Regions from separate parts of the Homo sapiens genome. Here region 2 is linked to region 1. Evidence: read pairs that join two places in POLR2A ChIA-PET (ENCODE). Cell type or tissue: K562. All regions are shown on one strand.

Region 1 (8,000 bases):
GGACAGCCCTTCTTCTTAGAGTGGTATTTTTGTAATACAAACTACAATGAAGACTACATTGGCGGAATTCACTTCATGTTTAAATGCCTGAGGTCAGAACTCAGGACTTGTTTTCTTCGTTCCTCTGTAGTTTGCATCTATTTCATCCTACAGTTGCAAAAGGGTCATTTGATTTGTTTTCTGGGGTATCAGCTCTGAACTGACCTCAAGTGCAGCTAGAGCTCTGCAGGGCCAGATGCAGATTTTGAAGCATAGATTATTTTCCTTCCTATAGAAGGCCCTCTCTAGGAGAATGAATATGAAATTATGAGTATAAACTAGGTATGAAGGTGATTCTCTGTTAAGAAAGAGAAACAAATCACAACTAGTTACAAATTTTGAAAGTTGACTGTATTCAAAATAATTTTGAAAGTTGACTGACTGTGTTCAAAATAGCTTATTTTCAAGACTTTTCCAAAAAGATCATAATGCTAGGGACCCTTCCAGGGCCATGGAAGGAGCCTGTATAAATGTGTGTGTGTGTGTGTGTGTGTGTGTGTGCATTATTTTTTATATCAACTTTTATTTTAGATTCAGAGAGTACATGTGCAGGTTTGTTACATGGGTAAATTGCGTGTTGTGGGGTTTGATGTATGAATGATCCCGTCACCCAGGTAGTGAGCATAATGCATAGTACCTGATAGTCTTCGAACCCTCACTCCCCTCCCCTGCAGTAGTCGCCACTGTCTATTGTTCTCATCTTTGTGTCCTTGTTTAGCTCCCACTTATAAGTGAGAACATGTGGTATTTGGTTTTTGGTTCCTGCATGAATTCCTTCAGGATAATGCTGTCCAGCTGCATCCATGTTGCTGCAAAGGATGTGGCTTCATTCTTTTGTATGGCTGTGTAGTATCCCATGGTGTATATGTACCACATTTTCTTTATTCAGTTCACCACTGATAGACACCTAGGTTGATTCCACGTTTTTGCTATTGTGATAGTGTTGTGATGAATATACAAGTACAGGTGTCTTTTTGGTAGAACAATTTATTTTCCATTGGGTATATGCCCATTTGCTGGGCCAAATGATAGTTCAACTCTTAGTTCTTTGAGAAATCTCCAAATTGCTTTCCACAATGGCTGAACTATATATATTAATTTTGGAATAGAGATTTAACATTATACACAATTGTAGTAGCTGGTTCAATAGTCTCTGTGAACCTATCTTCACGTCTTACACTAGAATTTGATGTCTGCAGTGCAGGCCTTTTGGAAGGGAGGGAGGGGATGTAAAGTGGGGGAGGGCAAGGACATCCTGTGCATAGTAGGATATTTAGCAGCATCCTTGACCTCTACCACTAGATACCCAATACCTAGGAGCATCCCCTCCTCCAGTTGTGATGAACAAAAATGTTCTCAGGCACTGCAAATGTCCTCTGGGAGACAAAAACCACTCCCAGTTGGGAACCACTGACATAAGTCCTTTGCCTGTGGATTCACAGCTGTGAGGACCCTAAAGTGGCTATGTGGCAGTCTCAACTTCCAGTTGAATGGAATTGTTGTTTTGTCTCTTGGTGGAAGCATTCCTCTTTCTTTGTAACTAAGAAATCAAAACCAGCCAAGCCAAAAGTTGCAAGTATGGGAAGCAAAACCTTTGCTAGTGAATCATCAGGGTATTAGTGAGAGGGTTACTTCTATTTCCATCCCTTAAGTCTCAGATTCATGAAGCCTGGTTATGGGAGTCAGGTTGCTATAACTTTTGGCCAGTTCTACTTACAATCTCATTTCTTCTCCTGCTAAATATTATAGATCACTTACAAACTTACAATTTAGCAAGGATCTTTTGTTTGTAAAATTAAGACAACCCCTCCCCCACCTCTTCCAGCTCACCTATGTAAAGAAAAATTAGTCTCAGGGTATCTCATGGATCTCAAGGTCTGGATCCCAAGACCCAGCTAGGTCTTCTTGAATGACTGGATGTGGATTTGGAATACAGTCTGGAATGAAGGGTGCTACTTTCTCTGCCTTGGTGTCTTCCCATCTATTTCTCTTTGGCATAAGATCTCTCATGGCTTTTGCATGTTTGCTTCCTCTCTTCAGCTCTCTGTTAGGAACAGGTCCCCAAATCTGGCCATAAACAGGCCCCAAAACTGGCCATAAACAAAATCTCTGCAGCACTGTGACATGCTCATGATGGCTATGACGCCCATGCTGAAGGTTGTTGGTTTACCAGAATGAGGGCAAGGAACACCTGGCCCACCCAGGACGGAAAACTGCTTAAGGTGTTCCTGAACCACAAACAATAGCATGAGGGATCTGTGCCTTAAGGACATGTTCCTGCTGCAGATAACTATCCAGAGCCCATCCCTTTGTTTCCTGTTTTAGTTAATCTATGATTTATAGAAACAATGCTTATCACTGGCTTGCTGTCAATAAATATGTGGGTAAAACTCTGTTCGTGGCTCTCAGCTCTGAAGGCTGTCAGCCCCCTGATTCCCACTCTGTACTCTATATTTCCATGTGTGTGTCTTTAATTCCTCTAGTGCCGCTGGGTTAGGGTCTCCACGACCTAGCTGGTCTGGGCAGCTCTCTGCCTGCACATGGGCTCATTGTGCTCATTCTAAAATGGCAGCCTTAGTCTCTGCAGGGCCTTCCAGCTCACCTCCCACAAATCCAAATTCCCACTCAGAGGGAATCCCATTGGCCCACTGTGGTCAGTCAGGTGTGCCTGAGCAGTGATTGGCAAGGTCAATAAAAATGCCCTCATCTTGGCATTGGATATTCCTCTTTTATAAGAACCAGAAGGCTGTATTGCTTTTCTTCATGTCTACTGTTGGCAGAAGCCACATTGTTGAGTTTCTGGAACTTCTTTTCTACCCAGTCACCAGTAGAGTTTTACCTTTGCTGTCTAGTGGCCAATCAGCTTCTGTGCCTTCCATTGGAGGAAAATGAATGCGGGTAAGCAGTAAATTCCTTTTTCTTTGAGCTAACAGGCTGGGGCGGGGGATGGGGAAGACACTAGCTCAGGGCTGTTTCATATCTTTCTGGTGCTCCTGGTGTCCCAAGATAAAGGAATTATACCCTCTCCTTCTTATAGAGTTGCTTCCAACAATGACCATGACATTCTGTTTCACGGCTGGGTCTATCTTCCTTTTTCTTTGGCAGGGGTCGGGGGAGGGGAGGGCGTTGTTTCATTTTACCACAATCAAAATCTAGAAGTCTGCCGGTTAAGATGACCTTTAGTGGCAATATATATTTATGACTATTCTTCTGGATTTTATGGACCAAACAACTTTCAAAACCAAATCTAGATACTGATGTATGGTTACCAGCTCTATATTTTGCCACATAAGGCCATTAGAATCTCCCATATCCAATTGTCATCATTGAATGTTAGGTTGAATGCTAGCAAACTGTTGTTTTTGTAGCTCAAAAGCAGTTGAATATTGGCAGTTTCCTTTGATTCAATCTAATGTAATAAAGCATATTCTAACTTGAGAAATACAGGAAGGATATACCTTACAATAAAAGACTAGCTCTTAATACAAAGTTGTTTAATTTTATGAAACATGCGCTATACTTTCCTTAATTTTCTGATTTCATCATGGACCGTGACAACTTCATCCTGCCATGGTACTTGTTTTTGGTGAATCTTTTTTTGAAATTCTGGTCTAGTGAAACACACATGGGCGACCCTCTCAAGATCATTCTCATTTCTTATAACTCTTTTTTCCTAATCTGAGACAGGGTGCTGGCCTTCCCTTTGTCCAAAGCCACGTTTAAAGAGGAGTCAGGTTCTCTGAGATCCTCTGAGGCTGTTGTTGGGTGAATTCCTCACTTGCACCAAACTTAGGTATTTAAGGGACATGCCTGCCAGCACACAATTTATTTTTACACTCTCCCCATAAAGAACTTGATCACATTGACAAAAGGAGCCCCAGTCACCTCCTACGGTTCCTCAATGAACTATGCAGGAGTTCTACCAACCACAAGTTAAGCTGATTACCTTTAGAATCATCTTTTATCATCATCTTTGTGTATTTTGCACTACTTTTCTATCATCTCAGGCAACTCCCCCATCACCCTCTATTTTCTACCCAAGTGATCTTCATCTCTCCTACAAGCTAAATCCAGACAGATTGTATAACAAACTGGCGTTGGTTATTAAAAACATCTTTTTAGCTCTTGGCATAACAAGCAAAACCACTCCTGATGAAAAGAAAGCCTGTCCCATATGGTTCTCAAAAGAAGTACAATTTTTTGAATTTACTGTACATGTGAAAATAATAAACAATTTGCATTTCTTTCTTTTTCTAGTAATTCAGACTCTAACCTGAGGGTCTTTAAAGAATGGATTTAGTAATTTCTACATTGTACCACTTTCTGAAATATTACTGATTTTCAATGAAGTAACTAAGCCCTAGCCAAATGTTTTAGTTTATTTCTTTCTCTCTCTCTCTTTTTGTCAATCTGTAAATGCGTCAGAAAAACGTTTACTGTAATGTTAGACTGTGCATGTGTTGGCATTAAAAGTGTGGTTTTGTCCTTACAGGGAATCAAATAGAAGCAAAATTATAGTTAATTCTTGGTTTCTGTGGTAATGGGGAACAGACTGAGTTTGTACCAATAACACTTGAAAAATTTATTTTAGAAATTAGGTTGAACTTTGTCCTTCACTAAACTTTTGCCAGAAAATCCACATGCAGTCAAGTTGTTCTTCTTTCTCTTCTTCCTGGCTCTGCCCCAAGCTGGGGTAGGGAAATGGCCAGCAGGAAAGAAGGGTGGAATCAAAAGACCTATGCCCAAATGTCGTGGTCCTGAGGTGGTTCTCAGCATGTTGACTAGAGTTATTTGTGGGAAAAGGAAACTACTCTGTAATAAACCAGGATGATAGCTTCCTACTCTTTCAGTAGGTGTCTTGCCTTTCCTTGTGGTTTAAGAGAGATCCCCCAAAACTCCTGTTATCTCCTTTCTAAATTCAGTTTCTAGTTAGCAATTGAAAGAAAGCAGTAGAAGGACTTTAGAGAACTCTGAGGCCTCTTTAAAGATATTCTTTCAAAAAATGATTTGAAGTATAGCTGAGTGGGAAAGATGCCACCACAGAGCCATCTACTTCTAGCCAGTAGCCTGCAAGAGAAAGGGCTTATTCAATGTAGTTTAGTCTCTAACCTTTTGGGGGGAAGGTAAGCTCTTTATGGTCTCACGGCTCCCCTGGGGGTTTTCTATAGACCCGAAGGGGCGGGGCTACGCTTATTCTGGATCAGTAATGTGTCCTATTGCAAACAACTCACATGCTGACAGAGACACAAGTGCACTGCAGTCATGGTCTCCAGATGTGATGCTCCAATGGTGTAAGCCACTAATTTGTCCTGGAGCTATTACTCTTATCTGTTGAAGAAAACTTAGAAAATGACTTTCAGTTAAAAAAGAATTGCTGGAAAACTCTAACTCTTTGCTACTAATAGAAGTAATCCTGGCACAATTCTTCAAAAGCTTTGGAATATATATATATGCCTCCAAATATATATATATCTCCCCTATAATATAATAATATATATGGGATTATAGTAGGGTTGGGAGAAACCCTAATTAGCTACATTAGAGGAACTCAAAATACAGAATGAAATGATGGTTTTAAATAAGGCTAGATATCATAATTAGTCCCAGATGGTTCCTTTGTAGTCAGGAGAGTTTTACCAAACAGCCACATTTGTTTTTTTTGAATGTCAAAATAGAAAACGAATTAGGCTCCTGCACTGTTTCTTAATACAGCTTCTCTGGGGCTTTGCTTTGTAGGCCTTGTGACATGCCCATTGAGACAAAAAGATTGTGTTCTCCATGATACACTCTTCACAAGGCAGCAGATGTTCTCAGAAACAATGTCTATGTCCTTGGAACCAAGAGTTTCTCTTTCCTCCTGGCTTTCTGCATTTGCTTTTGGTTATGGAGAACATTTTCTCTTTCTCTGGTTCATCTGTTTAGGATGCTCACTGCCCTTGGGCAGCGGGTCTCGTAGGTCTCAGGGTATCATCTCCACTTGTGAGAAAGCAAACTCATCACCAGACAGGGAGCTCTGACTCCCATGGAAAACAGCCAGGCAGATCAGAGACAGGCATCTTCAAGTAAATCCTGTTTGCCATGGAAAACAGGGAAAATCAGACCAAAGAAAACCCACAGCTGATTGCCAAAGAGGGTGTTGTCTTCAGTTTTTTCCAAGAGACATCAGTTGTTCCTTAATATTTCCAATAGAAAACTTGACAGAAAAAATAATTTGTTTCCAGTTCTATCCTACTAACAAGTTTTGCCCATTATGTTACCTAATTGCTTGCAGTCATCAGTAGGGAAAATGTAGACACACCCATTTTTTTTTTTTTTTTAATAAATGACTCTCCCAAATCTGCATTTATTTGTTGGGATCCAGAGTTCCTTTTTAAAATCTTCAAAATATTTCCATTTTAAGTAGATGGATTAACACACACAATCTGTTTCTTCCTCACTCAAAGAAAACTAGTGATTCATTGCTTTTCCATGAGCTAGTACTTGATTTAGAACAGGATGAAGCCAGCCTTATCTCCCATCATGTGGATGTTTAATTTCTCAAAGTCCATGTGACAGTTACCATGAGTAGAATAGGCATTTTGTATCTAGTCAGATTCGTTTGTATTTAGAGTGAAAGATATATGTTTATTATTTAATATTTTGGTGAATAAACAATGCTTTTTCTTCTCTCTAGATCAACATATTTATTTTGTATATTCTTTTATTTTCAATGAGTAATATAATAAAATATAACCCATTTTATAATAAATGTTCTCCATAGCTGACCAGTGAATCACAATAAAACTAAGTTTTCCCGTGGAACAAAAATTACTCATTACATGTAACTACCAAATTTTTAGAAGAAAATGGGCTTTGCCCAGATCATGTGGAACATGCCAGCCCTTTGTTTTGTATGGAATTTCTGGTGGAATAAGTGAAAATATCTTTCCCCTTTTGAAATATCTGGATAATTGCTAAAATTCCCCTCTTTTTTCTTTAGTGAACATGAAGTCAAAACCTGGATTTTGAAATAGAGATATATATTTCACTTACAGATATAAAAATGCCCAATTTCTGTTTTTAATCACCTCATAATTCTTATTTTTCCTATAGGACATCTTTGCTTTTATAACAAATTTAAAGAAATGAACAGTACATAAACATTGACCAACTCACAATTTTTTATAAGCTTAACGTCCTCTTATTAATGTCAAGGTGATATCAATTATGTTGTCAGGAATTATCAAATGCCTGTGTAGCATAATAGCATCTAAATATTAGTGCACATATTAAATTAATTATGTATTGTATTAATATTCATACATTTGGTTAACATATCATGCATACTCTTGACTTCAGGCTTTGTGCCTATAAATTCATGCAGATTCCCATAGCTCTGTTGTTATATATTTTTTTAATAACTTCTTGCTGGAGCTGATTTCACAATCTCAGCATTTTTGGGGGCTTAGGAACACTAAAAATTTGATATTAGAAGTGTGAGAAAATAGACAAACCATTTAAATTAGTTTTATGGTATCTAAGACTTCAAATGCTGTGAGACAAAGCAAGCATGCAGTGTCTGTTATTAATGCTATAGAGCATTTGTCATCCTTAAAACAGACATCTGGAAGAAGTGCTGTTAAATTAATTTATTTACTCATTTATTTGTCATGTATTTAACAAATGCACCTTGAGCACCTACTATGTGCCAGATACTCTGGTAGGTGCTGAGACACGTTGGTGAGGAAATTCAAATGCAGGTCTTGCCTCAGGGTCTGGTGGGATAATCACTCACTCTTATTGAACATCACATCTCCAATTGCCTTGGAATTCTGACATTCCATGAATCTATGAGCCATTCAGTTGTATTACAGCATCGTAATCCTGGTTTACAACTTGTCAATTAGGCAGTTTGCCTACATATTTTCCTGCCTTCGGATGCCAACTGAGCTCTAAGGTTATCTCCCGCTTCTTAAAGGCTC
Region 2 (8,000 bases), 740 kb after region 1:
AAAACATGCCTATTAGGAAAGTAGAGTGTGTATATACGTTTGTGTGTGAAGCCATTTACAAAAGAAAACCATTTACAAGTATGAAATATATGATATATACAACTTTGTTCTGGGGGTTTAAAGCCTCTAAAGTTTAAAACAAATAATCTTAGGTGGTAAGTCTTTTAGATGTACTCAGACTCTGGTCAAAAGTGTGTTTCTAACTTACGGACATTAGCCTGCCACCTATAGCATTCCCCTTAATGCTTAGCATCTGTTGTCTGGTGACATAAAATTTTAGTCTCAGGGTTAAAGGAAACAGATGTTCCTCTTCAGTGAAAAAATAATTGCAATTTTCAACAGAAAAATGTTATTAAAAGGGAAAGGAGGAATCTAAGAAAAGGTAAGCATATTTAATCACAAAACAGAGGAAAAGATGATTAAAAGGTGGTAAGTCAAATTCATTTACCTTGTTTAATTTTTTTCAGGGCCTTTAAGTCATGAAACCTTTTCCAAGGTACTCTATTGAGTTTTGCACATGCTATCTGTTCTTGCCTGCTTGGTGAACTGACTCATGCGTCCAATCTCAACTCAAGATTCACCTCCTCTGATGTCTTTCCTGTTCCCACTCACTATACCAAGCAGAGTCAGGATTTTTGTATGTGCATAATACATACACATAACAATGTGTATGTTATAGAACACATCATACTGTACTGTGATTGTCTATTCTATTGAGGTTTTCATCAATCCCCTGTGACTATTAAAATATAGTACACAGAGAAGTCACTGAAAAGTGTCAAATGAACAGGAACTTGAACGCAACTGGCAATAATGAACATTTTAACAAATCCAAGAGCATACTTGGATTCCAAAGAAAAAATACACATTCAAAAACCAGTGTAGATCAGATTGCTGAATACAGTATTTTGTTAACTCTTCAAGAGAAACCTCCATGTATGGCTTTGCATATATGCTTACTTCTCAAGAATATTTTGGAAAATCAAGTAGAAAGATGCAAATTTCCTTATATTTATGTTAAGGACCTAGGCTGTAGGGTAAAATAAAGACCTGAGGTAATTTCCATTCAGTATCCACATCTTCTATCACCTCCTGGAATTCAGATTTTCTATTCTATCAAGCAGCAAGCTTTGAAGGTGCTTGCACACTGGAAAGTGTGTGTTCTTCTGACTTCTTTTAATTCTTAAGAGATATACACTTTCAAAAGATCTGTACGACTGAGTACGCAGGTTCTGTAAGACTGAGTACGCAGGTTATCTTGACCATTACTCTGAGAGCTATGTCATTCTTCTAAAACATGGCAATGGAGGCCTCCAAACGATTTGTCATCAAGGGCTCTTTTACTAACCCTCTGCATTGTAGACTTATCTGACAACTCATAATCAATAAGATCTTTTGATATGCTTGAAACAACTAGTGTTATTGAACTGAGTTAATTTACCCAAACCGGAAGGATATAAACTTGAGTCAGTTACTTTATTTGATCATTTTGAAGTAAATCACATTTGGTTAGGTGTTTTGAAATAATAAAAATAATTCACAGACTTTATTTGGCCACCACTACAGGAGATGCAATAATTAATCAATGAATAGATGCAAGGTCAATACAAAGCTAAGGAAGGGGTCTAGACATGAAATTACTTACAATGTTGACAAACCTCTAAAAAATGTTCTATTTTCAAGTCTATTTGAAAAATTAGTTTTTAGATTTTTAAAATCATTTTATTTATTAAGATGAAATTTCTCATTTTCAGAGTCATTTCTGAACACTAAAATTATATTCATTAACTCTGATTATAAGTAAGAATTCAATATAGGAGATTTTTAAAAAAGACGAATAAAATACTTCTAAGTCTAAGAGCTCAAGGTATTTATTAACAAAACTTTCAAATAAGAAATCTTAAAAAGAAACCACTGAAAACATTAGGAATAGAAGAAGGAAAAAAGGAATTATCCAAGCAATATAAAAATGCAAAAAGAAAGAAACAATGAGAAAAGCAGAAGAAATATACACATCAATATGCTAAACAAGCTGTGGCTAGAGTGCTTAATGACTGGTTATTAAGCATACTTAATCTGCAGAAAGGGGTGACTAAATCTACAGTACTTTTATTAGTCTTGGATCACTTGGGCACTAAACAAATTGTTTAGCAAATTTGTTGATTAAGGGGCTTATTTATACATAACACTGTGTTGAAGCTTCAAATGTTGACTGCCTCCTATATGGGGAATAAATTTTTACTGACATACTAATTCCTCCAGCTTTAAAACAAAAATTAATATAAAAGACAACATTTAAAAACTCCAAATAGTAACAATTTTACTTGTATTAATACTTACTTCTTTTACATGAAACTAGTTTATCCCTTTTTGGGGGTGGAAGGGAACACAGAAATGACACTCCTGACCTAATTGTGATCAAAATTATTCAGCATTAGAAAAGTGGGTCAGCATTTATCATTCAGAAAATCTAGGTCAGGTCAGCATTTTCCAACTAGTCTCTTAAAATGCAAAACATGAAAATGCAAGAATGTTAGCCTGCATATGAATGCACAAACACACATATATATAATTTGCCCAAAAAAAGTGACCAGAATTGGTTGAAAAGATTTCCACTAATACATAAAAATTATCAACATTTTCTTTTGGCATTATTAGCGTATAAATTTAAACTTTGTTGCTTATCACGTGGTAGGGTGATGATATTGCACCAAATAGGCAAGTAACCTCAGTTTAATTTGAGAGCAAGAAATCAGGCTTGATTAATATTTAGATATGAACCCATCACCCATCTCTTCTCAGCAACAGTGGCCACAAAATATTTGGGTTAATGAAGTAATCCAAGTATAAAAATTTGACCTTAGGTGAATCAACATCTCACATCTCCACTTGTCAGTTTCATTTCATTTGTAAAATGTGGGGGCTGGATTAAACAACCATTTGTTCTCACCAGTCATATTTTAAAAATGTACAGAGACATTTTCTACTTAATACTTTCCATTTAACAACTTTCATGGATATGATGAGTAAAACTACAGTACAGAGTAGAAGCGCTTGAACTCTGTTTTCCACTGGCAACACTGATTTTGTAGTTATTTTCATCTCATTATCATGGTACCTACAATTAATTTGCTGTTTGTGCTGCTTTGTTTTGGAGCTATTTTATATAAACCTCAGATCTAAAGATAAGGCAAAAGGGTGTCAAGAGTTAGAGAAGGCATACGCAAAACAATGATAAATGGTAGAGTGAAAAAAAATTAGAATAAATGCTCCATATATGTCTTTGATAAAAAGGTTGGACAAGAGACAGTATTCTGAAGGAAAAGAGCAAAGCCTGCTGTAAAGTCCTCTGACCTTGCAATCAAGAAAAAAACAAAAACTGATAAAATGTCCTATCATATGGTATGAAATCTAACTGCTTATTAGAACCACTTGGAGCTTAAAAAGCCATCATTGCCCAGAAATTTGGATTTAACTGGTCTGGGCACCTACAGTTTCTTAAAATTCCCTGAAAGCTTTTTTTTGAGATGGAGTCTCACTCTGTTGCCCAGACTGGAGTGCAGTGGCATGATCTCGGCTCATTGCAACCTCCACCCCTTGGGTTCAAGCAATTATCCTGCCTCAGCCTCCCGAGCAGCTGGGACTACAGGTGCACGCCACCAAGCCCGGCTAGTTTTTTTTGTATTTTTAGTAGAAATGGGGTTTCACCATGTTGGTCAGGCTAGTCTCGAATGCCTGCCTCAGCCTCCTGGAAGTTTTTCTTTGCAATCAGTATTCAAAAGCTTTGCTAGAGAAGATCAGCACCCACATCAGATTCCTATTAGCCTAATGAAGTGGTTATCAAAGGTGTGGTTCATGGAACCCTTTCATGGGTTCATAAGATCAGAACTATTTTTATAATACTAAGATACTTGCCTTTTAACTGTGATGCCATTTTCATGGATGATGCAAAAGCAATATTAGCAACAGAATTATCTGAACTGCTACCTCCTCACCCACTCCTGACATAAAAAATTTGCTTTTCTTAATATTTTTGTGCAATTAATGGTATTGTTGCATAGTTGAAAGGGCACAGCATTTCGTGACAAATTGGTTCCGTTTAAATCTTAGCTCTGCTATTTATAAGCAGTGTGATGTTGGGCAAGACACTTGGCTCTCCGCATCTGTTTCTTCATATGAAAAATGTGGCCAATAATACGACTTTAATAAAACCTTGTATGTAAAATAAAACACCTGTCAGAGTAGGTGCTTAACGAAAACAGTAAGCCCTCACTTAACGTCATCCACAGGTCCTTGGAAAATGCAACTTTAAGCCAAAAGATATATAACAAAAAAAATTTACCATAGGCGAATTGATATAAACAAGAGTTAAGTTCCGATGGCATATTTCTAGTCACAAAAGCATCACCAAACTTCCAAATCAATATCAAAACCCTTCTAATATTCAACACTGAAGTAAATGTGAGTTATACATCCACTTAAGAAAGATTAATAAAAACAAGTAAGATAGCTGGCTATTTGCTATTTCAGTTCAGTGTTGACGGTGCCGGGAGCCATCCCAGTAGCCTGGAGTATAGGACATCATTCCAGTGCAGAGCACTCAAACTGGGAGAGTGTAGACACCTCAACAAACCCATTGTATATATCTCTGGGATGTAGAAGGGAACTGGAGTACCAAGAGAAAATCCATGCAGACATGGGAAGAACAGACATGAAGACAACGTGCAATTGGGAATGGAGTTTCTTCCTCATACACGTTATTGAGGATCTGCTGTATTTCTTTCCCATCCAATAAATCATCCAAGCTGGAGCTGTGCTTCATCACCCTTCATTAAGTATCTTCAAAACGATTTTCCTAGTTTTCCTTTCCTTTCAACCCAACTGCTCATCAGAGTTGAGACATTCAATCATTGTATACCTGAACTACAGCACTTGTTTTCAAGCTGGTCTCCCAGATTCTAATCTTCCTCCATTTAAATATACTCTATGTTGTTACCAGTTGGTTTTCTAAAATGCACACCTTTTATTTCCCTGCTCCAAAGCCTTTATCAAGTAAGCAATTAAACATCATCAAAATATAAAGTCTTTGGCATGGCACAAAGCTCTTCAAAATCTGGCCCCAATCTTTCTAGCCTCATCTATCACCAGTCCACTATACTTGACTTCTTTTTATTCCTGCCACATTAAGGCTCCATGCAACTATTGAACTTCATGCCTTTTGTTCCCATAACTGCCATTTCCTTTATCTACGGGATAGAGATTGCTGTCCCACCTCTAGCTAATGACTCCTTCCCTAATACTCTTTAAAGTACAGGTGAGAGAGAATTACTTCTTTCTTGGGGACATCTCTCAAGCAGTTCCCAGCCAGTACTACTCCTTCCACTGTGTTTAATGATTTTCTACATATCTTCTGCTATAAGAGGAGAGAAAATACTTCACATCTATTCTCTGGAGACTCAGTTTAATTATGAAATGTGGGCAATCATTCCTGCTTTGCAGAGTTTGTGAAAATCATTTAGTGCACCAAGAAAAAGACATGAAAATAAACTCCCTTAGAGTTAACCAAGTAAAGGTTCGGAACTGGAAATGATTCTAACTCTGTTTGGCTCAGTCTAAACCCATGCTCTCTCTACTACATGTGTTGTCTTGCTACAACATAGCAGACAACAGATGGAATTTACTTATTTAATAATTTCCCCCACTGGACTGTGAAATCCTTGAAGACACTGAGCATGTTTGTATCCCCAGACTCTTTTTTTTTTTTTGAGATGGAGTTTCGCTCTTGTTGTCCAGGCTGGAGTGCAATGGCACAATCTCGACACACCGCAACCTCCACCTCCTGGGTTCAAGTGATTCTCCTGCCTCAGCCTCCCAAGTAGCTGGGATTACAGGCATGTGCCACCACGCCCGGCTAATTTTTTATTTTTAGTAGAGATGGGGTTTCTCCACACTGGTCAGGCTGGTCTCCAACTCCCGACCTCAGTTGATCTACCCACCTTGGCCTCCCAAAGTGCTGAGATTACAGGCCCAGACTCTTAATGGAGTAATAACTCCAGCTGGCACTGTGACTGTAGAGATTAAAATACCTAGTCTTTAAGAATTCTGCCTAGAGAGGGAGAAATGCAGGCAACACCTTATTGCTGTTTTCTGTGAAAAGGGTTATGCTAGAGGGATACTGGAAGTATACATATGAACTAGGAATATCCCTATAGATACCTAAAGAGAGTAGAAGAAAATAGAAGGGGTTAAGGGAGGCTTTTTGGAAAGAGATGAGACATGAGAGAAATGTTGAAGGATGTTAGGTGTTGGGGGGAACAAGGCATTCTGAAATTCTTTAAAAGTATTAATTCACAAGTGCTACAATTACTGTTCATGCTGACAGTTGTAAATTATTACTGCTGATAAACATTTTATCCTTGAAATGCTTTTTAAAAAGATTCTTGGCTGGGGACGGTGGCTCACGCCTGTAATCCCAGCACTTTGGGAGGCTGAGGTGGGAGGATCACGAGGTCAAGAGATCGAGACCATCTTGGCCAACATGGTGAAACCTCGTCTCTACTAAAAATACAAAAATTAGCCAGGCGTGGTTGTGCACGCCTGTAGTCCCAGCTACTCGGGAGGCTGAGGCAGGAGAATTGCTTGAACCCAGGAAGCAGAGGTTGCAGTGAGCTGAGATTATGCCACTGCACTCCAGCCTGGGCAACAGAGGGAGACTCCATCTCAAAAAAAAAAAAAATCATTAAAATACAGTAATTCAGGTTTATTAAGTCATTACCATTGGGTTACCTCACAAATAAACTAAGTTTAGATGCGAACTCAAAGATACTGAGACACTAATCCATTTCTTAAGCTGCTAAGTTAGCCTTCTTGAAACCTCACTTCGTAGCTCTGCAAACAATGTACTTTTGACATCCCAAGCTCACAGGAATAAAAAACCACCTGCCAGTTGTTTCCGTTTTCCACCTATGTCTAATTTATGTACTTATATTTATAAGAAACAAATCACTAAGTCTTATTTCATCCTTAGTTATGTTGTGTTTCTATCGATAACAGCATGAAGATTTCGGGGACCTGGACATTAAAATAAGTTTGAGTACTGGCTTTACAATCTACTAGGTGTGATCCGAGGCAAGTCAGTCTCTTCATGTTTCACTTCTTTCACTTGTAAACATCTATTCAGAAGTTGCTGTGAACTTGATATTTCCATGCTTATAAACTGATTTTTTGAAAAGAGCCTGGTACATAGGACGTGATAATAAATGAAAGCATTTGCTACTTTTGGAAAAACAAGCATGACAAGATAGTTTATATACTGTTGATCTTAAGCACAGTATATGCATCTTATTTTTAGCTAGTCTGACAGTGAGATAATAAAAAGAGTTATCTTTGACTTGCACTACGAGTAGAAGAATTCAACTTCAGTTTCTAGAAAGATGTATAAGAATTAAGAGTGGCAGTCTTCCTAGTCTCAACTGCCATCTTCCCACCAGGTGGTAAATTCGTCCAGAGAAGAAAATGAATTATTGCTATATGGGATTCTGCAGCAACTTCTGTGAACATAGGCTCATAATTTTTCACCATGGAGACTCAAGCTTTTTGGAGTCATAGTTGTTTTTGGGTCTATTTGCAGGCATGCATCCTTTGTCCAGAAATATACATAACATTTGGCACATGGACCTGGAGGTAAAAGAGGAGGAAGGCCTGAGGCTAGACACCACTCCAATAAGTACATTAAGCTCCTAGAAGGGCAATCCACCTTTGCAGAGAACTCTTAACTATTAAAACCTATAGCTTGTAAAGCAGCATTTTCAAAGTTAAGAGAAGAAGGTGGAAGGGTCTTGAGAGGCTACTGACTAAACAGATGAAAATGAAGGTATGGAGTTTGGTGCCAAAAGAAACTCCCCCCAAAAATCAAACAATAACACCAGAGTAAAGCCCCTAGGGCGAGATAAGGAGTTGCAACAAAACAAGCGGAAACTCGAGAAGCGCTAATGCTTCAA

The links. Peaks named below come from ENCODE experiments on the same cell type or tissue, not always from the same donor. Only the 100,000 strongest peaks of a DNase experiment are listed, where the experiment ranks them.
Region 2: POLR2A ChIA-PET joins it to region 1 with 10 read pairs; 2 of 35 experiments call an interaction of 5 or more read pairs at or near these places.

What each region holds. Positions count from the first base shown.
Region 1 is chr5:82,326,552-82,334,551 of GRCh38, forward strand. No RefSeq gene overlaps it. Among named protein-coding and RNA genes, the nearest start is that of RPS23, 52 kb to the left of the region's middle. In K562, no CTCF peak of the experiment used is centred here; a DNase peak (open chromatin) is centred at 3,050.
Region 2 is chr5:83,069,023-83,077,022 of GRCh38, forward strand. The region is part of intron 1 of TMEM167A (transmembrane protein 167A); the gene reads right to left. Among named protein-coding and RNA genes, the nearest start is that of TMEM167A, 4.4 kb to the right of the region's middle. RefSeq lists an enhancer at 7,488-8,000. In K562, no CTCF peak of the experiment used is centred here; no DNase peak of the experiment used is centred here; H3K4me3 peaks cover 1,173 bases.